2 separate regions of the Homo sapiens genome follow, and region 2 is linked to region 1. A link is a loop called in an ENCODE intact Hi-C map of the cell type or tissue named here. Cell type or tissue: PC-9. All regions are shown on one strand. Each heading gives the region's core, and the rest is flanking DNA. Links, peaks and the distances in the headings are about the cores only. Region 1 overlaps LNCAROD (lncRNA activating regulator of DKK1). Region 2 has its middle 19 kb from the start of DKK1.

What was found. Hi-C counts contacts between places; a loop is a spot of excess contacts. Peaks named below come from ENCODE experiments on the same cell type or tissue, not always from the same donor. Only the 100,000 strongest peaks of a DNase experiment are listed, where the experiment ranks them.
Region 2: it touches region 1 in a loop (2.0-fold over the local background); 2 of 110 quality-filtered maps call a loop at or near these places.

The regions. Positions count from the first base shown.
Region 1 is chr10:52,445,024-52,461,205 of GRCh38, reverse strand. LNCAROD (lncRNA activating regulator of DKK1) reads left to right here. Exons shown (of 4, transcript NR_120641.1): 3 at 6,457-6,620; 4 at 9,689-10,329. Among named protein-coding and RNA genes, the nearest start is that of LNCAROD, 17 kb to the left of the region's middle. RefSeq lists an enhancer at 8,013-8,881. In PC-9, for the core only: no CTCF peak of the experiment used is centred there; DNase peaks (open chromatin) are centred at 8,405 and 9,185; H3K27ac peaks cover 3,126 bases.
Region 2 is chr10:52,325,231-52,341,412 of GRCh38, reverse strand. No RefSeq gene overlaps it. Among named protein-coding and RNA genes, the nearest start is that of DKK1, 19 kb to the right of the region's middle. In PC-9, for the core only: no CTCF peak of the experiment used is centred there; a DNase peak (open chromatin) is centred at 6,642; H3K27ac peaks cover 2,313 bases.

The DNA of each region.
Region 1 (16,182 bases), core at 4,194-12,193:
TGCCTACCTCCTTTCTACCTAATAAAAACCAAGTACATCTTTCGAGGCTCCTTTCAGGAACTGTTCTGCTGAAATCTGCTACTGTGTTCAGTTCTGTTGATACTGTATCTCATCTGTATTTTCTGATATCCATCTCTTTCTCAGTCTGCATTAACAATGTTCTAGCTTAAACCTTTATTATTCTTTGCATAGTTAGGATTTTAACTTTTAAGTAAGCAATAGCATCCTGACTTTTCCCTGCCTTCAGTCTGTCTCTCCACTAATTCCATCTGCAAACATATAGCTTAATCTTCCTAAAGAACCACTTCAAAATATGTCCATTTTCTGTTGAGGATTTTTTCACTGGCTGCCCTTTACCTACCAAATAAAGTAATAATCATTAAATCTTGCATTTCACAGTCTTCTATGGGCTGGAGCAACTTGCCTCTTCACAACCAACAATCTCTCATGCATGCTATGCTCCATAGCAATTTCTATATCTTTACAGACCTTGAGCTTTTACCAACCTTTCCAGTTCCTCACTTTCCTCCTCACATCCAGGTCTTATCTAATATTCAAAGCCCCATTTGAAGGTCAGCCTTCTGGATACCTTTTCTGAAACCCAATTTCAATATATCTTCCCATGTTCTGATATCCATCACTTTTTGCCACAGTGCTTTTGTGTGTGTGCAAGAGAATCACTATGTTTTGAAGGGTCAGATTTCCTGAGATTTAATTCCTGGCTATTTATGTGACCCTGAGCAAGGACTAATCCTTGCTGCCTCAATATTATGGGGAGGGGGAAGACTAATAGTACCAACTTCAAAGCTTGTTGTGCAGATTACAAATTAATATACGTAAATGTCCTTAGTAAGTGCCCAATAAGTATTAGCTATAATTATGTATATCTTCTCTCTCATAATACTAAGAAACTTTGGGATGGGACTTCAGGCTACACATCACTGTGTCTCACCATGGTGATGGAACATATGCCGGTGTTCAACACACATATGTTGGATAAACATATTTATTTATGAAGTCCCATTCTGCCCCTTTCAGTTTCTTAGACAATACCTGAATACCCATAAAGGAATATAGTTCATTGATGATCAAGGCAGCCTTCCCTCTTACGATGTAGATGGGTGATTAACTGGACTTGAAGTGTATGAGAATCAACATTCCCCATAAAAATACTTCCCCTTCTTGACGAACATGGAACAGGTAATCTGTATCCATTCTGTTCCTCCAAAGGGTTGAAACATTGGTTGTAAGGTGACACAGGAGCAGAGACATGAACAGCAGGTCCAGAGAAATTTACATTTTCAAGGGTCATTTCCCTGCATTTTCCTACACTCATGTTTACCGTTCTCTTAAAAATACTCTGAGGCCAGGTGCCGTGGCTCACGCCTGTAACCCCAGAACTTTGGGAGGCCAAGGCGGGTGGATCACCTGAAGTCAGAAGTTCAAGACTAGCCTGGCCAACATGGTGAAACCCCGTCTCTATTAAAAATACAAAAACTAGCCAGGCGTGGTGGCATATGCCTATAATCCCAACTACTTGGGAGGCTGGGGCAGGAGAATTGCTTGAACCCGGGTGGCGCGGGTACAGTGAACCGAGATTGTGCCACTGCACTCCAGCCTGGGGGACAGAGTGAGACGCTGTCTCAAAAAAACAAAACAAAAGAAAACAAAAAAAACCTGAGTAATATTCATTCCTGAATAGGAGCAATTAGCAACTAATAAGCTGTATGTGCCTTACTAGGACCCTCAACACATTAAGGAAACTGTCCACAATTTGACTATGGGCTTTTAGGAAATAGGATGCTGACTTTGAATTGTGCATTGAAATTCATTAAAAGGATTGGCTGCAGAATCAGAAAGTCAACATTCAGAAATATATGGTATTTATTTAGGGGATTCTTAGACTCTGATGCATAACATTAATCCAAGCACAGACAGAATGAAAAGTACCATTTCTCCAAATGGCATTAATGTCTAAATACCAGCTTTATAAATACTGAATTACTCACAAACCTGGAATATGTGTATTTTTTCAAAAGTACCTATGTTTAGCATCTAAAGTTTCAGAAGAAAAGACATTTATAATGGATACATTTTGTCACATTTGTGATTCCATGTATGTGTATGTTAAGTTAGGACTTCAATTTTTACTAATACTAAAATTTTTCTTTTGCATTGATAATTTGTGTGTTCCCATGAGAAAAGAAGAGTTTCCTTAGCCTGACCTTCAGCCTCTATCATTAACAATTGTAGATATCAAAGTAGAAAAAAGAGCTACCATTTACTGAATGTTATCTGTATTGCAGTACTCAAAATAAGCCCACAAGGCAGGCATTATAATTTCTGTATAAGAGGTGAGGAATAGGAGGCTCAGTGTAGCTCAGTGGTTTGTCAAAAGTCATAGCTAGCAGGAGGGCCAAGACTCAAATTCACATCTTTCTAATCACAGAGAGGCTTCATCTATGGCTAGTTCATAATAAATTCAGATTTACAAAGTTTTATAAGTTTTGCTTATAATGAATGCTGTACTTATAAAAATGTACAGTTTTGTTACTTTCTAAGCACATTGGTCTAACTTTTGGTTCCCTAGCCAGGTGCTCAAGACTGTGCCCTGCCTGCAGCCAACTACTAAACATGGGCAATTTATTAAAAGTGTCTTCCTGCAATAGCTTCCTGGGGACTCAGGTATAAATCTACCCAATCTACCAATTAGCCTATACACGTTTCTACCACGTGCTAATAAATCTACCCAATTAGCCTATACACGTGTTTCTTGATGCTGGGCCCCTTTCTCTTTCCATACTTTCTTCAATAATATTGTGTTTTTAGAATGGTCCAGGGATGGGCACCCCAATCTTAGTCAAGGTAGCAAAAAAAGACATTTACAGGGAGGGTTTCCTACACTTGCTTAACACTCCTAATGGAGAGGTGCCTTCTCTTCATTTCTTTAAAGATCATTCTCATGAGTCAAAAATATCATGAAAAATAGTTTAAATGCTCTGAGGAGAAAAGCAGTGAGAGTTGAGGACATGTAATCCAGGTTATAAAAGAAATGGTTGTGCACCGATGTTCATGGCCGCATTATTCACAATCGCCAGGAGGCGGAAGCAACCTACATGTCTGTCAAGAGATGAATGGATAAACAATATATGATGTATATTTAATACATGCAACGGAATATTATTCAGCCTTAAAAAAGAAAGAAATTCTGACCTGTGATACAATATGGATAAACCTTGTGGACATTACATTCATGAAATAAGTCAGTCACAAAAAGATAAATACTGTTTGATTCCACTTATATTAGGTAACTAGAGCCATCAAATTCATAGAAACAGAAAACAGAATGGTGGTTGCCAGAGACTAGTGGGAAGAAAAAGTGAGGAGTCATTGCTTAATGTGTATAGAGTTTCAGTTTTCAAAATTAAGTTTCTGGTGATTGGCTTTACAACAACGTGAATATACTTACCATTATTGAATTCTACACTTAAAAATTATTAAGATGGCACAGTTTATGCTGTGTGCATTTAACAACAATACAGAAAAATTAATGGTAAATATTTGAGAAATGTGGTTATGGGAAATTTGTAAGTTTTGAGTGTGTGAGGAATGAAGACATTTGGAGAATGTAGAACGACAGAAAAGAATGGTACCAACTACTAATTCCCAAGCCCAAAATGATTTCCCACCTTACCCTGGTACCTATTATTAATTCTCTAGTTTGAGGTACAAGCAAGAAAAGATACCTATCTAAACACTTAGGATTGCACACCATTCATTGACATTAATTACTTGGGTAATTTTCATAATCCTTTACACTATTTAAAAAAATTTAACAGTTCAGTCAGACAGATAGATTTCTCTCAATTGAATTTAAATTAAATAAGTCAAATGGCTGTCTTTTAATTAACACTAAATTACATCCTATTAATCAAGTATATTCTGCTATTGGAATGTTGTTGCATTTATTAAGTATTTTATTGAAAAAACATTTCAATAATATAATTAAGTTTCTGTCATATTTTATGAGATAAATATTTGCTAGCCTATTGTGTACACAACAGAGATACAGAATGGCATATTGGAATAGAAATGCAACCAGACATTCAGGCCTGGCTTTGAGTCATAGATCTCCTTCTGGGTAACCCTGAAAAGCAAGCTAAAATTTCCAGGTCTCAGTTTATCTTTCAGCAATGTGAAAGAATTAGTCTAGGCTGGGTGCAGTGGCTCACACTTGTAATCCCAGCACTTTGGGAGGCTGAGGCAGAAGGATCACTTGAGGCCAGGAGTTCAAGAACAGCCTGAGCAACATAGGGAGACCCTGTCTCTACAAGTTTTCTTTAATTAGGCAGGCATGGTGGTGTGCACCTGCAGTCCCAGCTACTTGGGAGGCTGGGATGGGAGAATTGCTTGAGCCTGGGAAGTCAAGGTTACAGTGAGCTGTGATCATACCACGGCACTCCAGCCTGAGTGACAGAGACCTTGTGTTAAAAAAAATAGTCTAAAGTAGGGTCAGCAAACTTTTTCTATGAGGACAAAATAGCAAATATTTTAGTCCTTTTAGGCTTTGTGGGAAGAAGCAAAATGAAAGATAATGAGAAAAAACAAATCTTCTAAATACATTTCTAAATACATTTCTAAATACAAAATTTTCTAAATACAAAATTCAAAATACAATAATTACTATTTTTTGTAATTCATGTTTACTAATGAGGGGAATAAAATTTCCTCTCAATAAATGCCATGCTTCCAGAATGTTCCTTCTCAGCCTCTTTGGCTGGACTCCTCTGTTCAATTTCTAGATGCTGGTATGTTCCAGAACCCTCATTTCTCTTCCATCTTGATTTTCTTCTTGCATTAGCTTATCTAGTTCCACAGTTTTAAAAACCATTTACACATTATGACTTTCAAATTTGTATCACTATAGTTGACCTCTCTACTGTAGGGTATGTTTATATAACCGATTGCCTTTTTCTCATTTATTCCATGTCTAAGAGGTACCTCAAATGAAATAATTCCTAAAATTGTTTCCTACCCTTATCTCTCTCTCAGTAAATGATACCTTCACCTACCAGGTAATTCAAGCTGAAAATCTAGGAATCATCTTAGATCATTGCCTAAACTCTCTCCAACAAGAACCAGTTTATTAGCATTCATTTGAGTATTCTTTGTATAAGGAGAAAAAGCAATCAGAGTTGAGAAGCTGTATATCTGTGTTCAACATAGAAATAACCAGATATATTCTGGCTGTAAAGTAATTATAAATGTTATTAAGTCAGCCCCCTAAACAAATTTTGGACACATCCACTTCTCCTCATCTCTACTAATATCACTTAGTCCCAGCTACCATTACCTCTTACTTGGACTACTGCTCTTGCTTCCTAAATGGTGTTTCTATTTACATTTTCAACTCCAACCCCTGCTGCACCCAATCCATTCTCTACAGAGTGGTCAGAATGATCATCTCAAAGCACAGTCAGACTTTGTCACCTCCTGCTTTTAAGTTTTTGCACAGATTCCCACTTTTTAATTTGACATATATTAGTATCTGATTAGTATGTTCCTAGCACTATTCTCATTGCTGGGGAGATGGCAGTGAATAGACAGACAAAAATCCCTGCCAAATGTAACTTACACTCTAATGAGGGGAAATAGATAATAAACCAAAAAAAAGTGAATCAGATAGCATGTTAAATAGTGATAAATGCTTTGGAGAAAAATAAAGCAGGGAGCTAGGCAAGGAGATGGGGTTTGGAGGCATTACAACTTTCAATAGGGTTGTCAGCAAAGGCCTTATTGTGAAGATGCCTTTTCAGTAAAGACCTGAAGAAGGTGAGTCAGAAAGGAGGTGGAGTTTGAGGGTAATAGCATTCCACGGAGCAGAAAAAGCAAGTGCAGGAACAGCAAGAAGCAGAGTGAGAGAGGTGGGGAGAATTCAAGATGATGTTAGAGAGATGACAGAGTCTAGGTTAGGGAGGGCCTGAGTCCTTGTAGACTCTGAGTACGGTGCTGAGCAGGGAAGAGACAGGCTCTGGCTTAGGGTTTAGAAGGAACACAGGCTACTGCGATGAGGATTGTCTGAAGGGGAACAAAGGCCAAGGTGGGGAGACCACTTAGAACTCTACTGCTCTACTTTAGGTGAAATGTTAGAACTGGGTGAGCCGAAAACATGCTCAGCATCTGTGAGGAGGGGGCACAGAGGGAGCAAGGATGGATCCAGGGTTTTTAGTCTGATCAACTGAAAGTCTGGAACAGCCATTACTTAAAATAAGGAAGTCTAAGGGAAGAAGAGATTTAGGGGAGAATATCACGAAACTTGGTTTTAGGATGGGTGCATTCGAGATGCAGATTGCACATCCAAGCCAAGATGCCAAGTAAGCAGTTGGATGTTTAAATGTGGATTTGAAAGGAGAGGTAGAGGCTGGAAATATAATTTTGGTAGTCATTCTGTTACAGATGTTGTTTGAAGCCGTGAGACTGAGTGAGATCATGGAGGAAGTGAATGTAAATAGAAAAGGGAAGAAGTCTGAAGACGGAGCCCTGAGACACTCCATTGTAAACTGGAAGATGAGGAAGAGCCAGCAAAGGAGACTGAGAAGGGGCAGCCAGTGAAGATGGAGGTAACCAGGAGAGTGTGGTGTCTGAAAGCCAAGCAGCAAAGGGTTTCCATGAGGAAGGAGAAATTAACAAGGTCAAATGCTGCATATGGGTTAAGCAAAACTAGAATACCTTCTAAATAGAGTATGTTCTAAAATTATTACCAGTACTTGAAATCACCTACAAATTGATCTCCTTTATGTCTATGCCTTCATCTCCTAATATCCCCTCCCTTCCTCAGTATAGCCTCTCCCCCATTTTCCTCTCCAGCTTTCATCTGCTACCTCACTCTCTCCCTCGTTCACTATCCCTTCTCTAGACCAGCCCTTTGTTTTTCCAGCATGTCAATATATTGTCCAGCCCTTTGTTTTTCCAGCATGTCAATATATTGTCCTATCTGTTCTTCCCGCTGCCTAAATGTTCCTTTTACTTCATGATTACTTCCTATCATTACAGTTTTTTTTCATGACCACTCAGTCTACAGTACCAATTTTATTAATGTTACTTCCACCTCCTTCCACTCACTCTTTATCCCACCACTTTGTTCTTTCCCTTTATGTAATTTTCAGCATCACAACATTTTCAGTTCATTGTTTTCCATCCCACATAAAAACAAGGATCTAGACTGTCTTGTTCTGTGCACTGTGTCGGGCTAGAACAAGGAGTGCTATAACATTCATTCAATGAATATTTACTGAATAAGCTAATTAATCTATATTTCAAAATTTTAACAAAGTTGTATGTAAAGCATACCCAAACACTGGTAAATCATTCCAAATTGAGATGTACAGAGGAAGAAATCTGAGAGGAATTTTTATTTGATGATGCAGGAAAGTATTTCTTTCAAGTGTTTTTCAATTTACATGTTAATTGAAAAACATTTCCCAATCCATTTGAGCATTTGGCAATCCCTCTGAGACACAGTTCATCTACCTTATTTCCACAGCGCCTCAAATACAACCTTGCATTTGCCTAAGATGGTGCTGTATTATAACTTCATGTTACCTTTCATAGTTCCAGGAATCTGTAAAAGTAATAGTATCATCTTTATTCAGGTCTAGTTTATAGTGGACACACCTTGACTGTTTATTGAAAAGATGTTTAAATAAATGAATATTGAAATATTTAATTAAGAGTAGCTGCTGAGGAACAGAAAACCAAACACCGCATGTTCTCACTTACAAGTGGGAACTTAACGATGAGAACACATGGACACATCGGGGGCAACAACACACACGGGGGCCTGTGGCGGGTGGGAGGGAGAACACCAGGAAGAACAGCCAATGGGTGCCGGGCTTAATACCTGGTGATGGGTTGATCTGTGCAGCAAACTACCATGGCACACGTTTCCCTATGTAACAAACTTGCACATCCTGCACAGGTACCCTGGAACTTAAAAGAAAAGTTGGTCAAAAAAAAAAAAAGTAGCTACTGAACAGTCAAGTAAAATTTTCTTATTCATTCATTTCCTACCGTCCTTCTCAAGAGAGTTGTCTTCTAAGAGGTCCAAATGAACACAACTTATCACTGGAAGCTCTTTTTAAAAAATCGCTCTAATGAAATTCAGGGGATGAGTAGAAATGGGGTAGGGGCAGGCTTTGTGTTTGATAATTTGGTGTGCTCTTTCATCTTCCCTCTGCAGTCTTACGCTCATTGTTTGTTGCTGCTAAAGCAGTAAATGTTGTTTGTCTTCATTGCAAAACCAAGGATAGAAAACTTTGAAGTGTTTTCTGTTGCTTAATGTCACCTACTGTTCCTGTCAGCAAACTGAAATAAACCTGATGGACTGAGGTGTCTGGTCTAATTCCTTTATTGACACATAGTCCTGTCTTCAAACACCAGTGTAAATGAATAAGTACTGAGATAGTAATGTGTCAGTAATAGGCTGCCAGATAAATGCCATTGTTTACGTACTGATCCCTGCTTCCTAAGGCCCAAACAGCTCAAAAATCTTACAAATTAGCACCTCGCTGAGATCAAAGAATTGTCTTTTCTTTCTGCAATTACCTACTTGGAGAGCGGTGCAAGCAGATGAGACGAGTTTAAGCTGTCTCTCTCTAGCCCAAATCTTTCTTTTAAAGAGAACAAATGGTGGAATTATACACTGTTTCAGGAAAAGGCAGTTAAGAATAAGAGATTTTACCTTATTTTGCCATGTAAGAACAAGGGGATTTTGTATTTTAATTTTTATGTTAATCCACCAATCAATCCCCATTATAATTATTTTACTGAAAATTCAGTGGAAAGAGCCATGTTCATCCTTAACAACCATCTTTTGGGATCAGATTTAGCTGCAAATTACAAAAATAAAAATAGCTTTGAATTCAGTGACACCATAGTACTCACACTTCAAGCAGAAAGTATGAGAAAAATAAATGCTTTCTGAAGGAGTAAAAATTTAGACAACACATCTTCTAATTTCATTTTTGGCATATCTTAAACAGAAAAGTGCACCATTAGTCTCTCTTAATTTAAAAAAAAAAAGGCATAATTTTATGACTTTCCTTGCTTACCAAGTTCTTTGCCCTGAAGCACATTCCAGTTCCATTAGCCTGTGTCCAAAATGGCATTGTTTTATTTGAAGATATTGAGAAATGAGAGGATAGAAGGATGTAACTTGAGTTTATACTATTTAGTAATTGTCTTTCATATTAGTCATACAATCTACAAACAAGAAACCTAGTGTTCAAAACTTATTATGGCTTAGGGTAATGTTGGCTTCTTTATAAGAAAGACAAAATCCTTTCTTGGTGGCAGGCTTTATCTTTTATGCAAATGAATAAAGTCTGCTTTCAAATTCTAGTGTTAGACTTTGTGTTAGTCAAAGCCTTGACTCCTATGGATAAGTGAGTGGTTTAAAGAAATAAAAATTGACCTGAAAAGTAATTATCTGCAATAACTTGGAATCCTTTTTCCCTGTATATGTTTTACTTCACTTATTCACATCCATGTTTTTTAAAGAGAGTATTAAATGCCTTATGCCAAAGAGTTCACGTAAATAAATGTGAACTTAAGGCAAATTTTAATATAATTTGTCTCATTTTTCTAAAACTGTTTCTTACATTAAACATTCTTGTATCTTTGGAATCAGCCAGGGCTAGAGTAAGAGCCCCTTCTGGGATGCTGTGACCCCCAAGTTTGAAGACTGCTGATAACCCCAATCTACGAAGACTAGCTATGGAACTTCCTACACTGAGACAACTCCAGTGGAACTCTGATAATTATCCTAAAATAAGGAGGCTTCTTCAGTAGCCCTCGAAATATGTTCAAATACATGATTACATTTATGTCCTTAATATTGCTATTAGTTTCTGATGTTAATGTAAAAGTTGGGGAAAAAGTGGAAAAGTTAAAGCAGTGCAGGTTAATTCAATGCCAGAGTAACTTCTCAGAGGGTGTATATTCAGTGTGAACAATTTTCAACAGAGAAATGTCAACTTCTGGCCACAACGGCAACCAGTAAAATGACTATTTTTACTGTCTTATCTATTAATGAAGAGGAGATTGCATAATATAGATGAAGGAGCATAGTATTTGCAGGTGGAACGCCTAGCAGGGCTTGAGTCTCAACTCTGCTGCTTTTACTCTAATTGACCGAGACAAGTCATTTAAACTAATAGAGCTTCAATTTTCTCATATCTAATGTAACATAACAATTCACAGCCTTTTACTTTGTAGTTATCGTGAAGATCTAATCGCAGTGAAATATATTTATATATCTGTCTGCTGATAGAACTTTTGTCATAGAGGCTAGTCCATTTTATGTCAACGGGGCTTAAATAAGATCTGTGCCAGCAACTGAATTACACTAATGAGTGAGTAATTACAAAAGAAGCCTGCTTTATCAATCTATATAAAGAAGAAAGTTACTGAGTATGGAGGGGAGATTCTCCTTTCATATTGGCACTCATTCTTACTTTCCCTGAAATAGAGATTATAGTAGTCTACCAGCAATTTTCAAACTTCAATTCTGGCCTGGAAATTGGACAGAAGGGGTCCAAGGACAATGAACCGAAAGTGCCAGTGAATGTCTCAGTGCAGACTTGGAGTCATAGTGGTTAATTTGCAAAATTAACTCCCTATTCAGACTTCAGGCAGTTACATGTCAACCAACATCAACTTCGACCCTTAATCTTCAGCCTCAACCTAGTAATAATATCTCTGAGGTGAATAAGCTATGAAGTGGACATTTCCACCTTCCTTTATTTTATTTTATTTATTTTTTTGAGATGGAGTCTTGCTGTGTTCCCCAGGATGGAGTGCAGTGGCACAATCTGGGCTCACTGTAACCTCTGCCTCCTGGGTACAAGAGATTCTCCTGCCTCAGCCTCCCGAGTAGCTGGGACTAGAGGTGTGTGCCACCACGCCTGGCTAATTTTTTGTATTTTTAGTAGAGACAGTGTTTCACAGTGTTAGCCAGGCTTGTCTCTATCTCCTGACCTCTTGATCTGCCCGCCTCGGCCTCCCAAAGTGCTGGGATTACAGGCATGAGCCACCACACCTGGCCCCACCTTGCTTTTTTATTAAGACTGCTAATAATAAGTTACTGTGCTTTCTTATTATATCCCCTTTTGGTCTCTGTTAACAAAAAATACAGTTGTATGTAAATTTTAGTATATGACAATGTTCATCTCACAATACGTACAGTGATAATAGTGGAAGAGGAAGGAAGGTAAAACTTTTGCTGTGATTCCATAAATGAGCAACGTGGGACACCCTTGTATGAGTCCAGTGCTTACACAAGCGCCTGAACACAGAGCTGCCAGGCTGGGTGCATGTGTCAAACTCTGCCAAAGCCCTGAAAGCACCAGTTGTGAAAAGCTGGAAAAAGGTCTTGGCAACCAAAATTCATGTTGATTTTTGTCACCTTTTTGAGCAAATATTCTTTGCAGATCAATAGTCCATTGGTTTAATTTTACAAATGTTTTCTTTTGAATTTTCTTTCCTCCCAATGTAGTTTCAAAAAACTAGTCCATTTAAAAAATGATCCTTTTTATGGAGTGAAAGAATACAATACTCAGAGTGGTTCCATGCTCAAGTTCCAAGATGCAAATTTTTTTATGCAAGTCTCATATTCAATTAATAGCCCCGAGATTATGAAAGATCCATTACCTTCTCAATTGCAGATTCAGGTATTGCCAACACAACACAAAGCAGCATTAAAATTCATGTCATTCTATAATGGTATTTTCCAAAATGTACTTTTTCCAAACACTTTCCAAAATGTACTTTTTCAGGTTGCTTTAAAAATTTTAATATAAAATTTAACAATTAAAAATGTATTTTATAGTCAGAATAGCAGGAACTCTTTGTAAGTACTGAGGGATTATCACTAAATAAAATGTATAGCAAGTGTGCTATAGCAGTATTCTTCTGTAAGAGATATCCAGAGTTATTGACCTGAGAGAAGGAGGAGAAATGCATGTATGAATGCAAAGAATCCTGTTTTTCTTCAGCAGGGTACTGAAAACTAATTCTTCTTCATGAGGGAAGGCAAACAACCCTCTCTCTGGTCTCTTTTCTACTATGATTCATTTTTTGGTCTAAGTTTTTTCCCAAACCAAGAGTAGACTCCCTCCTGAGTCTCTATTGACTTACCTGGCTGCCAACAAAGGAAGGCTACTAGTTTCTTGGAATTCATATAATTATATTTCTGTGGGCACTCATAAAGAGCCATCAGCTCTGTCCTTGCACACCCCACTTCTAGACTTGCCTCCAGCCGGGGGTGGTAATAACTGAAAAGAAAACATTTCTTGACCTACTCCAGTACCTCATAAATCGAAATGTATCCCTTCAACTAACACTCAAATTCCATCTTATTAATATAACTGCCAAACTAAATTAAGTCCAATTTTACTTTTTTGTTTACCTCCTATACAATGGAATCATATTTTTTCATATTAAAATTTTAGCAAATAATATGTCACCTACCATTTGCACCTCCACACGATGCTAGAGAATTAAGTTGGGAAAGTCAGACCTCCAATGCTCTTGATACAAATAAGTCCTGACCAAAGATTTAACCAGAATGTTCCCTCAGTGCTGCTAAATAAATATTTATTTATGTATGTATTTATGTAATACTTCTCCTTTGAAAAGAGAACTTGAGGTAGTCTCCAGAAATATACACATACCAGTGGAAGAAAAACAGACCAATCTGTGGAAATTAAAGCAAGAAGAAAGATAAGCTGGAAGAAAATATATATTGAAGCAGTAATGTTGGTGCCTGCCATACTGGTCTTAGCGTTCTGATAGGTTCCTGCATGTTGGTGGTAATTTTGAAACAGACTATCCTAATAATCCAGGCAAATATAGTTTGAAAGCACAATTAGTCATGAGACTACCCATGTTGCTGGCCAAAATCACACTGCTGTGAGAGACAGCACAGTTGTTCCTGTTCCTGAGATGCATGAGGAATTTTTCTCATGGTTCCTTATGAAGTAGACACTGAGTGATTGGTAGCTATTAGTGGGAAGCAGGATATCTGGGAAGAAGAGGGAAAAATGACAGCATTGCACAAATTTGAGGGAATGGATTCTTTGCCTTTATCATATTTAATGTAAGCTCCTAGTGATTAATGAGTTTGAAATGCCTGGTCATCTACATATGTGTGCCTGATTCCAGGAGAGATGGAGTCTGACAGTTTGTATAGCAGCTAAGTTCATGGGAATGGAGTCTGCTGCCTAAGGCCCTGAGCAGCCTTTATTGCAAATTCTGTAGAGTAACCCGCTGTGTAGCAAACAGTCAGGATCACTTATTATTATTTACAGACTTTCCAAAGCTCTCATCAAATAGGAGCCCCACACTGTCAATTTCTGGAAATATCAATGCTTAATGCTTCCCCATTCACAAAGTATGGGGAAGGTGTTGTCAATCTGGGGATAGAGGGGAGACTTGTGCCACGTTTTAGAGGATGGCACTTTGGAACTTAGGGATACAGAAGTCTAATGTGAGGACAGCCATTTGGCGGTCACCTGTCTTATTCACAAGAGAGGAATTAACTTCATAGCATCCCTATTGTTTGAAAAGGGGACTTACTGAGTGCCATCTATGTGCAAGCTAATAGGTAAACAGTAATATGTTTTCCAAAAGCAGATGGAAATTTTGAGAGTCCCAAAGCTTATATAATTAAGGGCAAAGAGAAGGTTTAAGAAATTTATAAATATAAAACTATGTATAAGACTGCGCATGTAGGCCATGCAGAGGAGGTAAAGTGCAAGCTTTGGTAACTTCACAGAAAATCTATCTATGATGGTGTTCTCCTATAATCCTCAGAGTAACCAATGATCTGAGTGAAACTCTCTCCATGTGACACAGGACAAAACTGAGATCCAATTTTTGTAGTTGCCAAATTTTGCAAATAAAAACAATGGACTTTAAGTTAAATTTGAATTTCTAATATACAACAAAAAAATTTTAATATAAATATGTTCTCAATTTTTTTATATTAAAAAATCATCTATTGGGATCTGGAATTCAAATTTAATCTGGTGTCCTGTATTTTATCTGGTAGTCTTACCAATATTATATAGCCTAGTTTTTAACCCAGATTTGTTGTATAAAAATACAAAGTTCAAATATATTTTATTCCTTCCCTATTATAAGTACCACATGTTTAATAATTACTAAGCACAGTCATTTTCCCCTTAAATAAAAGTAATCTTTGCATTAAATTGTTTATTATTTAAATAATGGAAATTATATATACTCTAGTTCTTAAAAACTTAACTTTAAATTATCCAGGTAATAATAGTTATTGCAGAAAAAATTTAAATGCAAACAGAAAAGGCAAGCAACCTTTATAATCCTCTCTTTCACAGATGACTTCTTTTGTCATTTAGTTTTTTATATCTTCTGACTTTCTTATGCAAATAGCTATATATTGCTTTAAAAAAGAATCAGTGTTATACATTCTTTTAAATACAAAGTGACTTAAAAAAACACAACTTTATTTTCTTTGTGCTGGGCCTTGTATGTGATGATAGAGATTTGGCAATCAATTATCAGGATTTGGATGAAAAAAATCAGCAAGTAGAATACCAGATGTGAAAACTTCCCACAGAAATTCTTCTTCCTTTGAAGTGTGAGATTAATGATCTATATCAGACGGTCGGTTGACCGTATTGCAGTTAGACCTAATGTGAAACATTTCAGATGGCTACCGGATGATACAGGTATGGCTGATAAAAAGCCCCTCAGAATTGAGATAAATCGGCTTGGTCTCATCATTATCTCATAGAGCAATGCAGGCAAAGGAAAAAAAAATATGTCTCTTGACTGATTATTTGAGTTCTTATTGCAGATTTAAAATAAAATAAATCAGTGGGATTACATGTCAAATTTATCTACCAGAATTGTCACCTAATATATATAGATATTGGTTTTCTTTCAGAGGAGAGGGAAAATAGAGAAAAATGGATAACTTGTCATAAATGTAAAACTTCAGAGAGAACTAACAGAAGCGTGCAAGCTATGTTTTTACAGGCAAAACTTTTTTCTTCTATAGAACAAGCCTATATTAAGCAACATCGGCGACTCAACTGTTTGTCCCAGTGCAGAATTTAGGGCTGCCTTCACATGAAGCAAAAGGAAGTGTCAAATAAATTATTGGAAAACTGCGTTTCAATACCTGCATTACCTTGTCTGGCTATACAGAGTTAACTTGGGTTTCCTAAGAATTTTCTGGGAATTTTTACTGAGTATGCCTGGTCAAAGTAGAATAATCTACATAATCACCTGTGATTGTCCCTAAGGATAACCTGCCCTTGACTCTATGTCTGACTTCCATCTTTGAAACCAACACCTATTGTTACAAGGAGGAGGGACCATATGGTAATATCTACAATTAACAGATATTCCACAGTCAATTCCTTAGTAGAATAGAGAAAAGAAAAAGTGCTGGTCTGGGACCCTGGAGACTTGAAATCCGGTCATGAATCTAACAATGTCAACACACAAGTTGGCAAGTTGACGCAACGCCAACTTACACAACTTGTACAATTTACCCATTCTTGTCTGGGTGCAGTGGCTCACGCCTGTAATCCCAGCATTTTGGGAGGCTAAGGAGGGCAAATCATCTGAGGTCAGGAGTTCAAGACCAGTCTGGCCAACATGGGAAAACCCTGTCTCTACTAAAAAATGCAAAAATTAGCTGGGCATGGTGGTGCACGCTTGTAATCCTAGCTCCTAGGGAGGCTAAGGCACGAGAATCCCTTGAACCTGGGAGGTGGAGGTTGCAGCAAGCCAAGATAGAACCACTGCACTCCAGCCTGGGAAACAGAGGGAGGCTCTGTCTCAAAAACAAAACAAAACAAAACAAATAACCAAAACTTACCCATTCTTTATCTTAGTATCCTCAACTACAAGATAAGATTTTATTGACTCTTTGAGCCCACTCTTAGGATTCTCAGCTCTAAAATTATTTCAAAGGTTTTTTTTTGTCTTCTTGTAAGTTCTGAATGCATATTTCAGTTTGAAAGTTTACCAGTGCTTCTCTCCTCTGCTGAAAATGTGCTACTAAGTTTATAAACACACACCTGTTTGAGAAATAGATAAACATTATAACAAACTTCTACAGCTATTTTG
Region 2 (16,182 bases), core at 3,447-11,446, 120 kb after region 1:
TCTTAGCCGTGTTTTTCAGCCCTTACCCTCCCTACTCTCTTCCCCATCTAGTAGTCCCCTGTGTTTATCATTCCCATCTTTACTAGGAAATACCATTCTGGATTTCAGCTTGGGCAAATAATTTATGGCTAAGTCCTCAAAAGGAATTGCTACGAAAACAAAAATTGACAAGTGGGACCTAATTAAACTAGAGATTCTGCACAGCAAAAAAAACTATCAGAATGGTAAACATACACCCTATAGGAGAAAATATTCACAAACTGTGCATCTGACAAAGGTCTAACATCCAGAATCTATAAGAAACTTAATTCAATAAGCAAAATCAAATAACCTCACTAAGCAAAATCAAATAACCTCACTAAAAATAGACAAAGGTCATGAGGAGATACTTCTCAAAAGAAGACATACAAGTGGCCAATGAACGTATGGAAGAATGCTCAACATCAAATTATTCTTATGTTTGCTAAAGTTTGAGAACCACTGCTTTTTGGAGGTGAGTTTAGGAGAAGAGAATAGAATCATTTCCATGAACCTACATTAATCTATATGCTTCTGAAAGATAATCTATAAATCACTTTCCTCTAACTATAATAATTTTGTACTGCTTTAAAGAACACATCATTCATTTTCATCTTCAAGGGTTTGTGGATGGATTGGGGTTTTGCAAACCTTGGCTAGTCTGGGTTGGGCAGGGCTTTTGGCTTCTAGTCCAGTTGTGTCTGCTCCATTTGTCTCATTCTGAAATATTTTTCTGGCAATGGCAGAAATACAAGCACATTTTTTTAAGCCTCCAATGTCCTCAAGTCCACCAACATCCCATAAGCCACTGCCAGTCACATGGGCAAGCCCAAAGCTAGGGAGTAAGGAATTATACTCAACTTGCCATAAGCCATGACAAGGGTGTGAATTTATACTACTACTACAGGAGAATGATGAATTGGGGCCCATAAATTAACCTATCACAGGTGGGAACTGCATTTTAATCATGCTTGTATTCATACTTTCCAAGTGATACCTTGGCACGTATAGGTGGTTTTAGAAAGCACTTTTTGGACTGAACAGTGTAATTTACTTCAGCAATGTGGCTAAAAAGAGATAGTGAGAAGTAACAATTATCAATATGCACAGTTTGGATAGAATGTGTAATTTAAAGTGTGTAAAATACTAAGCTGCCTATTTTTTAAAAAAAAAATATTTTGAATGTAGTCAAACATAAAATTCACCATCTTAACCATTTTTCATCTGTACAGTTCTATAAAGCTAAGTACACCCATATTGTTGTGTAACCAATCTCTAGAATTCTATCTTGTAAAACTAAAACTCTATACTCATTAAATATCAACTCCTTATTCTCCCTCCCTCCCAGCCCCTGGCAATCACCATTCCACTTTCTGTCTCTATGAATTTAACCACTCTAGGTACTTTATATAATTAGAATTGTACAGTATTTGGTTTTTTGTGACTGGCTTATTTCACTTAGGTTCTTGGATGTCCTTAAGGTTCATCCATGTTGTTGTGTGTGTCAGAATTTCCTTTTTTAAGTCTAAATAATATTCCATTGTGTGTGTATACTATGTTTTGTTTATCCATTCATTTGTTGATGGTCACTGGGTTGCTTCCAGCTTCTTGCTACTATGAATAATGGTGCTATGAACACCGGTGTACAAGCTGGCTTAATGCTGACAATCGCACTGTATATTGTGGCCAGACTTTGTCATATGCTGCCGTCTAGTCAACCTGTCTTCCTAGAATTAAAAATGAATAATTTTTAGAATAGGAGCTGGCAATCCACAACCTGCAAGCCAAATCCACCCCACCCCCTGCTTTTGTACAGCCTCTGAGCAAAGGGTGGCTTTTACAATTTTAAACGACCAAAAAAGATCAAAAGAAAAATATTTCATTACATGTGAAAATTATACAAATTTCAATTTCAGTGTCCATAAAATTCTATTGGAACAAAGCTAAACTCCAATACTAATGAGCTAAACTCATTTGTTTATGCATTGTCTATGGCTGCTTTTGTACTACAACAGCAGAGTAAAGTAGCTGCAACAGATTATGGCCTGCAAAACCTACATATTTATGTGTCCCTTTATAGAAAAAGTTCACCAACTCTTGTTTTAAAACATAACAAGCAGCAAAGCACAGCTTAGAAGCTGCATTCATTTTCATGGATCACTGATTTTAGCATTTTAGCAAAATACTGTTTAGACAGATTTAGTTACCTTGAATCTAAAAAAAGGTATTTCTGATTCTCCATGACATTTCATTTTATTGGTGCCATTTATGCTAGGACAGTTGTACAAATGCTTATTTCAATAAACAAAAGGGTCTTGTGGTAGACTGCACTTTGGAAAATACCAGCCTGGCACTAGAGCATCCATCCAGCTGGACCTGGTAGGATGGATAGGATACTAGCACAGCCCAAGAGTAGCATGGAAGCTGGAGAGGAGACTGAACAAGCTTAGGCAGAGCAAAGCCTGGAGCCTGGGAGTCCTGGACATGATCTGCATCTGTGAAAAGAGGTATCACAGCAGCAGTTCTCAACTTTTTTCCCAGCAGTTGCACTGGAAATTTTCAATTACAAAATATGCTGTTAGCAATATCCTTGGCACTTTAGAAATTAATTATAATAATTAGTGATTCTTAACTATGTGCCAAGAATTCTGCTAATACCCCTTGTATTTAGGTATTGTCTCATTTTGTCCTGTCCCTAAACCCTATAAAGACATGTACTATCCATTGTTCCTATTTACCAAGGAAATGAACACATAGTGAGTTCACACAGCTAGCAGAAGGTAGAGCTGGGTTTGAGTCCTGGCAGGCAGACTACATACTAGTGCTTTAACTAAAACAAGGACCAGGAATGTTCGTGTGAGCCAAGCTCCTCTGGTGATTCTCAAAGAGCCTCACTGGCGATGGTCTGCCAATACAGAGTACACCTGGAAAACACTAAAGCAGCCTTCAAAATGCCAAGCAGCTGGATCATTTTAAAACAAAAAGCTTGTTTTACCCAGAGGTTTCTTCAAACAGTGATAAAATTAATTTGTGTTTGTGAACAGACTATGGTAGGTCAAAAGGCAAAGCAGGGAAGAGAAGATACTAGAGACAAGGCAGGCAGAGGCTTTGAAACCCTAGGATTTGGTTGGTATTCAGTCTCAGTGATCCACAATCTGAGCGGATTACATTACAGGTCTTGAGGGCTTTTTAGTGTTATCATTCCATAATTCCCGGGCTTCCCACCCCTTACCTGTCTATCTTTGTTTTCTCCTTTTGCCGAGGTCTCACGCAATTCCCAGTGATCTTCAATTGTTCTCCAATCATTTCACATGTTCCAATCTCTGTCCACTGATTCTTCAATGAAATGTTAAGCCATGTGAAGGGCAGGAACTTTATTTTCTAAACTTTTGGCAGCTCTCTCCATTCCTCTCTTTCCTCCTCTCCCTCCAGCCTCCTTCCTTGCACTCTCCAATGGGTGTTACATTGATAGGTACAAATAAAGTGTACCATGGACTTAAGTACCCATTCTCTTCAGTCTTGTGGCATAGGCAGCCAACCAACTCTAAGGCGATACAATTTCAATAAAATGTCTTTAAAATCATTTCATTTCCTAGCTCAGACTCTCTGCTCCAGCATTTGCAATGGCCTCCTAAATGATCTTCCACCTCTTAGATTATTTTCACTCTCATCCATTCATCCTACACTGCTGAGGCTCCTCACTTAATCAACTTCTCGCTTAGCTGCTGTGTTAAGCACATGCTTGTGATCTTTGCAATTAAATAAAGGAGGCAGTGTAGTTTAACTCTTAAGAGCTCAGTCTTTGGACTCACAATGCTTATACCTGAATTCTGTTTCTACCACTTTCATGCTGTGGGGCTTGAGCAATTTGCTTGATATCTCTGAGATTCAATATCCTCATCTGTAAAATGGAGCCAATAAAGAGTATCTTCTTTATAGCACAGTCATAAGAATGCAATGTAAAAATGTCAATTCAGCAATTTAAGCAATGCTATATGTACCTTATTCATAGGAAACCCATAATGATCAGTGGTTATAATCACTATCAGCATGATTATGGTGCAAAAATAGTAATCAGATTGATATTTAAATTATATAATTGTTATGTATTCCATACAGTAATCATGCCAGGTAGGTTCCTCCTCCTCCTTCTTTGCAGCTAATAAAACGCTGCACAAAGCACCATAAGTGGAACCAAGATTTGAACTTGTGTCTCCATAACATCTGAGCTGGTGTTTTATTCTGCTACACCATATAGGAGGATTTTCCAATTACATTACCACCGTTGTATGTTCCTCCAAGTTCCAATTTTCACTCTTCGATTTAGTGAGATGGAGTAGACCACAAGGAGTTAATTACAGTTATAATTTTTCCTATTATTTTCCCTTTATTACATAACAAAGAGTTATCCATAAACTGTCTTTGGTTTTAGTTGAAGAGAATTATTTTTCACGATAATATAGGAATTAGTATGAGCTCTTATAAAGTAAAAATTATAGGGAGAATTAACAAATAAATTTTAGAGTAGCTAGTTTTGGTTTAGGCCTTAAATCCAGGAATAGGTAATATCCATTAAAATGCTTTTAACTTGGAAGCATTTGAAGGCAATTTAGCAGCTTTTATTTTATAAACAAATAATGAAGGCCAAATAACAATCAAGATTGCAGCCTATAATTAGAAGTTCAAGGTCATCACTAAACATACTTACATCATAGAAATTCAAGAAACAGTAAGAGAATCAATACATATTTTGGAGACATTCTTATAGCTGTGAAGTAATAAGTGGATGCAATTATAATCTGTGAACTTCCTTAAGTTTATACGCATATGTGTGGCCTGACCAACAAGACCTCTTCAATAAAAAAAAAATATGTTTCATTGTGGTATTTCTCAAAAAAAATCCTGAGAAATCATAAACTCTTTTGTTCTCTTTTTTCATGGCAACATTCTGCAACCTGCTTCTTTTTTTTTTTTTTTTGAGACGGAGTTTTGCTCTTGTTGCCCAGGCTGGAGTGCAATGGCACCATCTCGGCTCACTGCAACTTCTGCCTCCTGGGTTCAAGCGATTCTCCTGCCTCAGCCTCCCAAGTGGCTGGGATTACAGGCACCCGCCACCACGCCTGGCTAATTTTTTGTATTTTTAGTGGAGACAGGGTTTCTCCATGTTGGCCAGGCTGGTCTCAAACTCCTGACCTCAGGTGATCCACCTACCTTCACCTCCCAAAGTGCTGGGATTACAGGCGTGAGCTACCACGCCTGGCCCACATCCTGCTTCTAACCATACTTCTAGTATCCTATATCATATCTAAGAGTTGTTGCTTCCTATTTTGGAAGGGAGATAAAAGCTTAAAGGTGAGCTGAATATGAGAATCAGCAGATTATTTCTGTAAGTGCCAGTTATTTTAAAAAATACTGATTATAGTAATTAAAGCCTTCTCACAGTTCATATAATACCTTAAAGATGGTGACTTAACAATTTATTCGAAACAATCAGTTAGTAAATATTTTCTATTGAATATATTCAGGGCATTCATCATACCTGAGTCATTGGGAAATACATTTAAAGTAATAAGGACTAGGAAATGAAATCACTGTAAGATTATAATAATGTCAGCAGTGAATCATTTATCAGAAGCCACTTTTATTTCAAAAGCTTGTTCCAACTTTTTGAAATGTCAGAGTTTAATTTCTAGGATAAAGTAAAAATATCTGTAATAATAAAAATAATGACTTACCAAGAGTGCACAAAACCGTCATGCAAGAAATGAAACAAATACAAATAAGTGTCAGATGTTACAAAAGTGTTCAAAAATTACAGAACCCAATCACAATGAAGGGTCCATAATTATAAAATTATTTACCTGGGAACTAACTATTTAGCATTAAGAAAATATTTAATGTACTGTTAATGTATTTTCCTTACCACTTCTTTCTCTACCATTCCCAGCTTGTTTGTTTATTTGTTTGTTTGTTTTCGCTTTGTAATGATGTTTTCTTAGTGTCTCCTGCTTCATCCTGTCTCCCCTGTCCACTCCCTCTGGCTCTTGTTCCTCAGTGATGTCTCTGCTAAGCAGATGTCCCCCAGCTCTCCTTTCTTGTCTGTCTGGGCCAGAGCATGTCATCTCATCATGGATGCAGATCTCAGTGCCCCTTCCTGCCTTCCCAGGACCTCTTTTCCATAGATGGAAATCCTGCTAGCAATGAGCATGCTGCACAGACAACTTTTTTTTTTGGAAAAAAAAAGAAAGATCATCTGTGAGATTAGAATGTTCCTATTAATTATGAAAACAAATAGCAATTACTTGAGCAGCTCTTACAGGAGGTAAGCTATTATAACATTTTTAAATGTACATTTTAAAGTATCCAACTTGTTTGCCACTTGCAGAGATCTTATGAATATCATTAAGTTTAATTTGTGTCAGTTTTTTTCCCATGGAAACTAAAGAATTTATGTCTTCTTTAACCCAACATATTCTTCACTTTGCTTTTTTATTTTGTTTAAAAAAAGAAAATCCAAAGCATGTCTAATTTACTCCTCATGAACATAGTGTTCATAGAATTTTCTGAGGGATTTACTTAAAAGGCAGATTTCCTGTCCTCACACCCAGGTATTATGACTCACCCAGAAACTCTGGAATTTACACTTTACATAAGCATTTTGGTGATTCTGAAACAGGAAGCCCTCTTTGAAGAAGGCTACTATTATTATTAAAAATAGGATTGTGAGATCTAGATAAATATCATCAGACAATCTGATACTATAGTAAGGACTGCGTATTGGTTCCTGGTAGAAAAAGATTGTGTATTCCAGAAAAGGAATATGAATGGACAATAAGCACTTTAAAGAAAGTTTACTTTATTAATAAGCAATGAAAAGTGAATAAAAACAATATGTGAACTATTTTCACCTATTCATTTTTTGAAAATTAAAGATTGGTATTATTACCACTAGGAAAAATGCAAGGAATTGACTACCTGCTCAAACACTGATAGTAGGAGTATAATATGGCAGAGACTATTGGAAGGCAATTAGCAATATGTATCACCTGTTGAAGTGAAAGACCCATTAGCAAAACTTATATGAACACATAAAGAAATGTATAAGAATGTTTAGTACCACATTGTTTGAAAACATGCAAAATTGCATGCATATGATCAATCAAGATGGAAATGAAGAATAACCCAGGAACATCTGAGCTATAGAATAGCATGCAGCCTTTACATAAGAGATGGCCAAGCTTTCATATATCACTTTGAAAATGCTCCAAGTCATATTCACTGTATTAAAAGGAATTCAGAGCCGTTGAATATAAGACTGTCTCATTTGTACTGAAAGGATAGCTATTAAATGCTTAAAAGTTATAACTAGGGAAATGAAGGTTTTTGGGTAGAAGAAATCATAAAGAATTTCAAACTATATTTTTTCAATTTTTTACAACAAAAACATATTTATATATTGCTTCTGAATTAAAATAAAATGAGGCACAATAGTTCAAAACTAGCTTGGGCAACATAGTGATACCCTGTCTCTACAAAAAATAAAATAAAAGGAGGTGAAGTAAAATAAATAACAAAGTTCAAAAGTAAGCATATTTTAAAACATAACAAAGCCTCACTACTTTTTAGAAACTAGGAGAGGTTTGCTTTTGGGGGACTCTTTTAAAAAAAAATGCATCTTATAATCTTTCCAGAGTAGTATCTCTTATAAACTAAGATATCAGTATTAATAAATAAAATGAGGCATATCAACAAAAAGTTTAACTTATGGAAGGCCTACATAACAATATATCATTTTATAATGAAGCAGAATTTTTGCCTACAGGAATTATTGGTAAAATACTTGCCTGTAGACACAAATATAGCAAGGGAACCTTCAACTACAAAAGTACCATACCTTGATGGGGTTTTATGGCTACCTTTCAAATTTTCTTTCATTTTGGTTTCTGTTGCTATAATGGTGTTTATCCAATAACTACTATAAGGGAATAGCTTAGCCCAGAATTCTCATTTCATAAAAACCATTTGAAAACAATGATTTTATTATGAATTATTCTTGCTTTAATAAATTCCACAGATTTTAAAAAATCAATTCAAATGCAATAAGAAATACTGTGCCATTTCAGAATTGCAAAGCCTGAATGAGTAAAACTTGGTTAATGTAGTTACACTATAACTTGCATCATTATTACTACTTAAATATTTGATTTTAAGTCATTATGTCTTCTCCGGATAGAGGTAAGAATTTGTTCTCATTATATAATCAATTGTGGTTAATAAGTTCTTTAGATTCAGAATCAGAAATGTTTACAGTTCTGTCTGGGTATACTTAATGTTTCATTTTTAAGTATTTGTTTGCATAATGGGATAAGCAGTTGTCAGATTATATTCTGGCATTTCCTGTACTATGTGGTGAACACATACATATCCTGCAATAGTCCTTTTTTTTTTTTTTTTTTTTTGAGATGAAGTCTCACTCTGTCGCCCGGGCTGGAGTGCAGTGGCATGATCTCGGCTCACTGCAACCTCTGCCTCCCAGGTTCAAGAGCTTCTCCTGCCTCTCAGCCTCCCGAGTAGCTGGGACTACAAGTGTGCACCAGCATGCCCAGCTAATTTTTGTATTTTTTTTTTAGTAGAGACGGGGTTTCACCATATTGGCCAGGCTGGTCTTGAACTCCCAACCTCGTGATCCACCCGCCTCAGCCTCCCGAAGTGCTGGAATGACAGGCATGAGCCACCGTGCCCGGCCAATAGTCCCATTTTTATGCAAGCCCCAAGCCCAGTTATACTAAAAGTAGGTACGATAAGTTGATATAACACTCAACAGGCTAATGCAGCTGACGATTCCCTCCTACTATGTACTCTCATTGAAAAATAAAACCAATAAAATATTCATGAATGAAAGGTCAAAACTAGAAAAGGTCAGCACTGGGCAAGGAAACCGGTAACAGATACCACTTCCTAGAACAGTGGTTCTCAAACTTTGCAGCACATTAGAATTACCTGGGAATCTTTAAAAACTCCCAATGCTTAGGCTACACTCCATATCAATAACAGCAGGATCTCCATGGGTGGGACATGAGCATTGGTAGTTTTTAGAGAAGCCCAAGTGATCCAATAAGCAGTGAAAGACTGAGAACCAGGGTCCTAGAAAATTTCAGAGGTTTCAAAGCAGCAGTAGCAGCCACAACAAATCATAACAGCCAAAGGAGTTAGTATAAGTGACAGTGTAGAGGGAAAGGAGCCACAGACATCACTTTGGATTAACAGGGAAGTTCAGTGCTTTGTGTAAAAGAAAGAAAAAAGATTTAGTGCACTAAATGAAGGATCAGAATCCTTAAGACTTTGACACCTGCGCCTTTCACTGGGAATGAAATAATTAGAAGTTAGGCCACCTGTGTGTGTGTATTTTCCTCACCTCAAATGAGATCAAGGTTCAATTATTTAGAACCTAGAGTCCAAAGAATAGAAAACACTAGATCAGCTTAAGCAAGTGGTTTACTGTTTTTCTTTCTTTGGTACTTAACTTTCTGCATACTCTCTATGCCTTCCACAATAGGCCCGTGTCAACTGGCAGTTGCACACAAGGCTTTCATGGTGATGGGATATGTGTCATTCAGAGTGAAAGAAAGAGAGAGGGAGAAAGACAGAGAGAGCGTGCAGAAGGAAGAAAGAAAAAGAAGGAAGGAAGAGAGGAAAGAAGAAATGCTTTATGGCCACATGTTTAAATATGTGCTGTTAGAACACTGATTTCAGCCATTTTTAAGACCACAAGCTTTTCAAAATTTCAACAGCTTTTAAATGTCTCTTTAGGCACAGAAACAATTATTATTATACATTAAGTTCTAGGGTACAAGTGCACAAAAGAAACCATTGATTTTTAAATTGCATTCCATGCTTTGGGAATTTTGTGAAGTCAGCACACAGTAATATTAATAATGGTGTTAATGTAAATATTCCCTCTTGGATCGTAAATGTCTTCATTACGAGATGACATAACTGGTACTTCACTAAAACTTGCTATTATTATCTCTTCAGCTAATAAATCATATTATGTTAAACTCATTTTAAATCCCACCTTTTAGGTAATATAGGATTATAATCATCCTATTCAACTCGGCTATGTTTTGAGAGGTGGAGGTATAAGAGATATTTTAAAGTCTATATTTAATTCTTATTCGCTTCCCTACTCACTGATAAATTTGCTATCAAAACTTCCCTAGTCTTAGGCTTTGACATATAGGTTACCAAAGACCTCCAAGTTTAAGAGACACCTTGGAATTCCCTTTTCTAACTTGCAATCTTTGCAGGCAAATTCAGGAAATTCAATGTCTAAATTCCACTTTCAGAGTCAACAGGGCATTCCACAAATCTATTCCAAGATTAAGGCAGAAACATCCGTATTTCTGCTATCTTGTCTGAGGAAGACAGAAACTAATAAAGGTAGTCCCCAAACTTGTGTACATTAAGATAAACCATCAATCTTTTAAAAAATTTGAAGCCTAGGCCATACTCCAAACCAATCAATCACATTTTCTGGGAGTGGGTCACAGGCACGAGTTAGTTTTTCAAAGTCCCCAGATGATCCTAATGTGAAGATAAAATTAGAACACCACTGATTAATGGCATCCATAGAATTTGTTTTAATTTAGCTAGGGCTATTGCATGAATTACAAGGTGTTGAAAATATCATTCCATCTCCATTTAAAAAAGGTAGATTTCCTTATGGTGAAAGGATCTGTTATATGGTCAACCTACAGGAACAAGTTAGGCTAGTCAGGACTACAGGGTTATTTTGTCTCAGTAAATGTGAATTACAATTGCAAGTAAAATTTCTTTTTATGAAAGCCAAAATAAGACAAGCCATTCATCTTCTCAAAACCATCTAATCATTATACAATGCAAATAGCAAAATACATGGGAGTATTTTACATCACAAGAAATTATTTTTAATATATTTCTTTGTGATTAATTCCTGCTTTTAAGATTATATTTGTGCATTAAAAATTATCCAAGTTCAGCAATAATGACAAGAAATAATAAATAAAATCAGGACGCAGTTTTGTCTGCATTTTACTTAATTATGAGTAATATTTAATAATAAACTCAGGAAGTAATTTTTGTCTGTTTTAATTATGAGTAACTATTTTATATATACAAAGAGTAGGTAGTTAATAAAAACACAAAATGGACAGGTGCAGTGGCTCACACCTATAATCCCAGCACTTTGGGAGGCAGAGGTGGGCGGATCACGAGGTCAGGAGATCAAGACCATCCTGGCTAACACAGTAAAACCCCATCTCTACTAAAATACAAAAAAAAAAAAAAAAAAAAGCCGGGCATGGTGGCACAGGCCTGTAGTCCCAGCTATTCAGGAGGCTGAGGCAGGAGAATCACTTGAACCCGGGAGGCGGAGGTTGCAGTGAGCCACGATTGCACCATGCCACTGCACTCCAGCCTGGGCAACAGAGTGAGACTCCATAAATAAATAAATAAATAAAACTACAAAATTTCTAGTACAAAATTTCAAAATTTTTGGTATATTTATGTGTATTATGAATAATATAGTGGCAAATCCATTCAGGGGAAATAGCATAGGTGTTTACTGATTCATTCAACATGTCTTTATTGAGCAACTACTATAGGGTAAGCCCAGAATTGGGTGCTATGGATTGAAGAATAACCAAGCTCTTTGCACTCATGAAGATTACAGTTTGATGGGGTTGAAATCCACTTAATAAATAAATATAAAAATAGTTTGTTAGAATTAGAATAAGAGCTATGAAAAATAATTTATGAGCCCACATAAATTACCTGACTTGGCCTGTGATACAATGTTGGGTCAGGGAAGACTTCCCTTTAAAATATAAGGTAAGACTTCATCAGTTGAAATGAGTACTAGAGGAAAATCAGAATGACTACAGTTAAGAACCTTAGTTTATTTCAGTTTGAGTTCCTCTTATCCCAAGTTTGAAAAATCTATAAAATGTGTTTTGTCAAAGAGGTATCTGCAAACATAGAAAGTAAACACTAACACGCGATATAAAAGTAAGTTACCATTTTCGTTGCCATTGATATAAAGTAAGCTTTGGCACAATAAGCATCCAGATCTGTCATCATTCTATTACTTCTTAGCCATGTGACATTAAGGACATCAGTTTATCTCTCAGCACCTCTTTGTCTTGTTGCCTTGTAGATATAGTGAACATTTATTATATCTGCCATGACTGTTACAACGATCACATGAAATGATATATTTACCCAAGCCCAAGTACTAGCTCAGGATAAGTGCTCAGCCAATCATTTCTTTCTCTGCACATAGTCCCTATATGGCCATACTGTTTAGAGTAAAGCATTTTGATTAAAGGCCATGTCACAGTGGATTTCAAAATTAGATGTATAATAGCAATCAATGGAAGAGCTTTAAAAAAATACAGATGCAAAGGCTCAATTCTAAGAGGTTCTGATTCAGTAGACTTGGAAGGCTCCCAGAATCTATAATTTTAAAGAGTTTCCCAGGTGTTTCAGAAGATGATGAGCTGAGTTTGGGAACCACTTGTCTGAGGAAGCTATAACATGATCACCCATTTTGAAATATAATCAGGAACATATCTGGGAATATCTTGACTTCTCCTGATCTTCAACTGGCATATAAAATCCACAAAGACACATCACCACTGAAATGTAATTACAGCATCCTGAATTAACAAGCAAATTGAAATAGTGTTCACAGTACTGTGCACCAACAGCTCATCCACATTGGAGTCAATAACGGTTGTAGCAGAATGACCGCTTGTTAAATAACCTTCACTTTGTTTAGGATAATTGCTGAATTATCCTAAAACCTAAAACTATGCAAAAATTCAACCCTGACTCTAATTTCCACCTCAGAGCTATAAGTCTATCATGAGTTTTGTGCTCTTAGAAAAACAAGCACTTAAAAAACAGTGAATTTAGGTATCTTTCTTGTGTGTATTTTCACTATTTTTAGCTCTTTAGGATGAATCCATGATATAATTATACCAGATTTTGTTTCTTCTTCTGAAAGTTAAAACTACTCAGTCGTCATTTGTTAATAAATAGCAAATTGTAGCCATAAATGTACTTGTCACCACAGAAGGTATAATTTGAAAGATATACTTAAAGGAAGAGCAACTATAATCTGACTACAAAAACATTTGTGAACACAGTATATGTGTATAGGTGACTCAGTAACTGTCCTTAAATGCAGGATTTTTATCATAATGTGTTTTGTAATATAATGTTACTATGCAGAAAGCATCCTCTTAGATGAGAGAAATAACATAACAACCTAACAGTGAGGTAAGCTTTCCTGGTAATTCACCCACTAAATTAATTCTCTCTCTCTAATCAAGAAAGAGATCATACTATTTTTAGCTTTAAAAGAGTTTACTTTCACAGTTTCATTAATCCTACCTTTTATTCCTTTTTTATTTAAACACACAAAAACCATAGGGCATTATATTTTCTCTCTCTCTCTCTCTCTCTCTTTTCTTTCTTTCTTTCTTTTTTTTTTTTTTTTTTTTTTTTTTTTTTTTTTTGGGGCAGGGTCTCACTCTGTCACCCAGATTGGAATGTAGTGGCACAATCTTGACTCACTGCAACCTCTGCATCCCAAGTTCAAGCGATTCTCATGCCTCAGCCTTCCAACTAGCTGGGACTACAGGTGTGTGGCACTACCCCCAGCTAATTTTTGTATTTTTAGTAGAGACGAGGTTTCTCAATGTTGCCCAGGCTGGTCTCGAACTTCTGGACTCAAGTGATCTGCCATATTTTCAAATATATTTTTAATGAAACTTCATGAAAAGAAGTTTCTCAATTCAGAAACTTGAGATGCTGCATTTTTACAAATCAGCAGATACATTTTTACCCTACTTTTACTGTAACCGTATAAGTAACTTAAGGGCTACAGAAAGCTTTAGATGGTTGAATATTTAGCCTTATTAGTAGTAAGAGCCTGGACTTTGGAGCAGACAAGCTGGTTCCAAATTCTGGTTCTGTCGCTTAGTACCTACATAACTCAGATAAATACCTCAAACTTTCTTTGCCCAAGTTATCTCATCTGTAAAACAGGAGTGATAAACACACATCCTTCATAGAGTTATTGTGAGAATAAAATTAGTAAATATATGTGAAACACAACAATAGTCTCTGGTACCTAAAACATGCTCCAAAAAGTTATACTTATCATCAGCATTTTCTGCCAATTGTGTCACTTGGTTGAAAGGAGGTTTTATTTGCAAAAGTTTCAAAATATGAAAAGTAAAAATATTAATTGAATTCCTACTATGTGTCAAACACAATGCTGTAGGCTTTCACATTTTCATATAAATGTCAACAATGTTAAATCAATTGCACTGCACAATTTCACATACTTTTTTATCAGAACATCTAGTTTTCCCAGTGGCAGGCTTCTGACATAGACATGCAAGGCGGCAGAATTTGACACAAGACTGAAGAGAAGGAAGGAGAAAATTAAAGTTTGAGGTATGTATTATCGAAGTAAAAAATAAAAACTAAAAAAATAAAAAATAAAAGATAAATCTCCTTGGCTTATCACAAGTAATGTTTATTTCTTGCTCACATAAGTTGGGGTGGGGGCAAGGAGAATCAGCTCATCCTATTATTTAGAAACCAAGGCTGAGAGAGTCTCTGCCTCTTAATCACAGGGCTGTCATTGTCTGCTTAATATCTGCAGATGATGCTGCGTGGAGGAATGGAAGTGCTTATAGGAGGGTCTTCAGGCACACATGCCATTGGCCAAGCTCAGTCATGTGGCCACATCTAATTGCAAGGGAGGCTGGGAAATGTGCTCAGGAGGAAAAGGCAACCGGTTTGGTAATAGTTTCTGCCACAAGGTGTATGACTAAAAGGACAGGTCTAGAAGGGTACTGATGCAAAAGTCTAGCTAGCTAGAATTAATTTTTTTAAATTAAAACATTGAAAGCTTATGAAAGAAGTGAGGGAAAGGGATGAAAAGTGATCATTGAAAACTAGAAAAATAGGAATAGGTTTCCTTAGAGGGAGAGAGATTGTGTGAGCAGCAAGGAGAAAGTTGTTGAATGAAGGGTTAATATGAGAAAAAAACTTTACCAGTTTCCCAATTTTGTTGAAAATGAACCAGTATTAGGGCAGTGGAAGTCTCAGTTTTTATTTCTTTGTTTGTTTGATTGTTTCTATTAAACATTTTCTGCAATATGCCACCTAAGTGTCAAGACATGATAGCACTTAGCAGAACTTGATCGAGAAGATAACCAAGGCTGCTTATAAAACTGAAATGTGCAGAGCTTCCAGAATAAATAATTTCCATCCTCTTCTGTGTCACTAGCTGTTTAAATTAGCAAAGAAATTCAATCTGCCTGCCTACAAGAGTATAAGCCAAGCTGTCTGAAAGTATTAACTATTGTCAGGAAGAGAAAAGTGAGATTTTTCTCACCAATAAAGATGTCAAAAACTAAACACTAAAATGGCTTATATATTTATAAGACAAGCAACATGTCAGACAGTTCATTGCAACATATAATTGTTGACAAAATAAACATGGACATAGAAGATCATACAAAAAGAGTATATCTATTATAACAGAATTGTGATTTTTATTTTGCTTACTCTGTGTTCCTTCTTTTGGATATTTTAAAGTATTTGTTTTTGTATGTTCTATTTTGTTGTAATTTTGCTGAAGCTGGCACAGCTATTCCTATTTCTGTTTCATTCATTTAATCTTTTATTCAAGAACTGCTTGGTGCAGGTCTTCTCTATACTAGCTGCAGTTCTCCCAGTCAGTATTTTTTGAATGGAAAGAAATTTGGTCAGTAAGTGAAAGATGTTTTTCACGCTTTTTCTTTTTTTGTTGTTGTTGAGATGGAGTCTCACTCTGTTGCCCAGGCTGGAGTGCAGTTGCATGATCTCCGCTCACTGCAACCTCTGCCTCCCCAGTTCAAGCGATTCTCCTGCCTCAGCCTCCTGAGTAGCTGGGATTACAGGCACTTGCCAACACGCCCAGCTAATTTTTGAATTTTTAGTAGATACAGGGTTTCGCCATGTTGGCCAGGCTGGTCTTGAACTGCTGACCTCAGGTGATCTACCTGCCTCAGCTTCCTGAAGTGATGGGATTACAGGCTAGAGCCACCGTGACCGACCAGGATG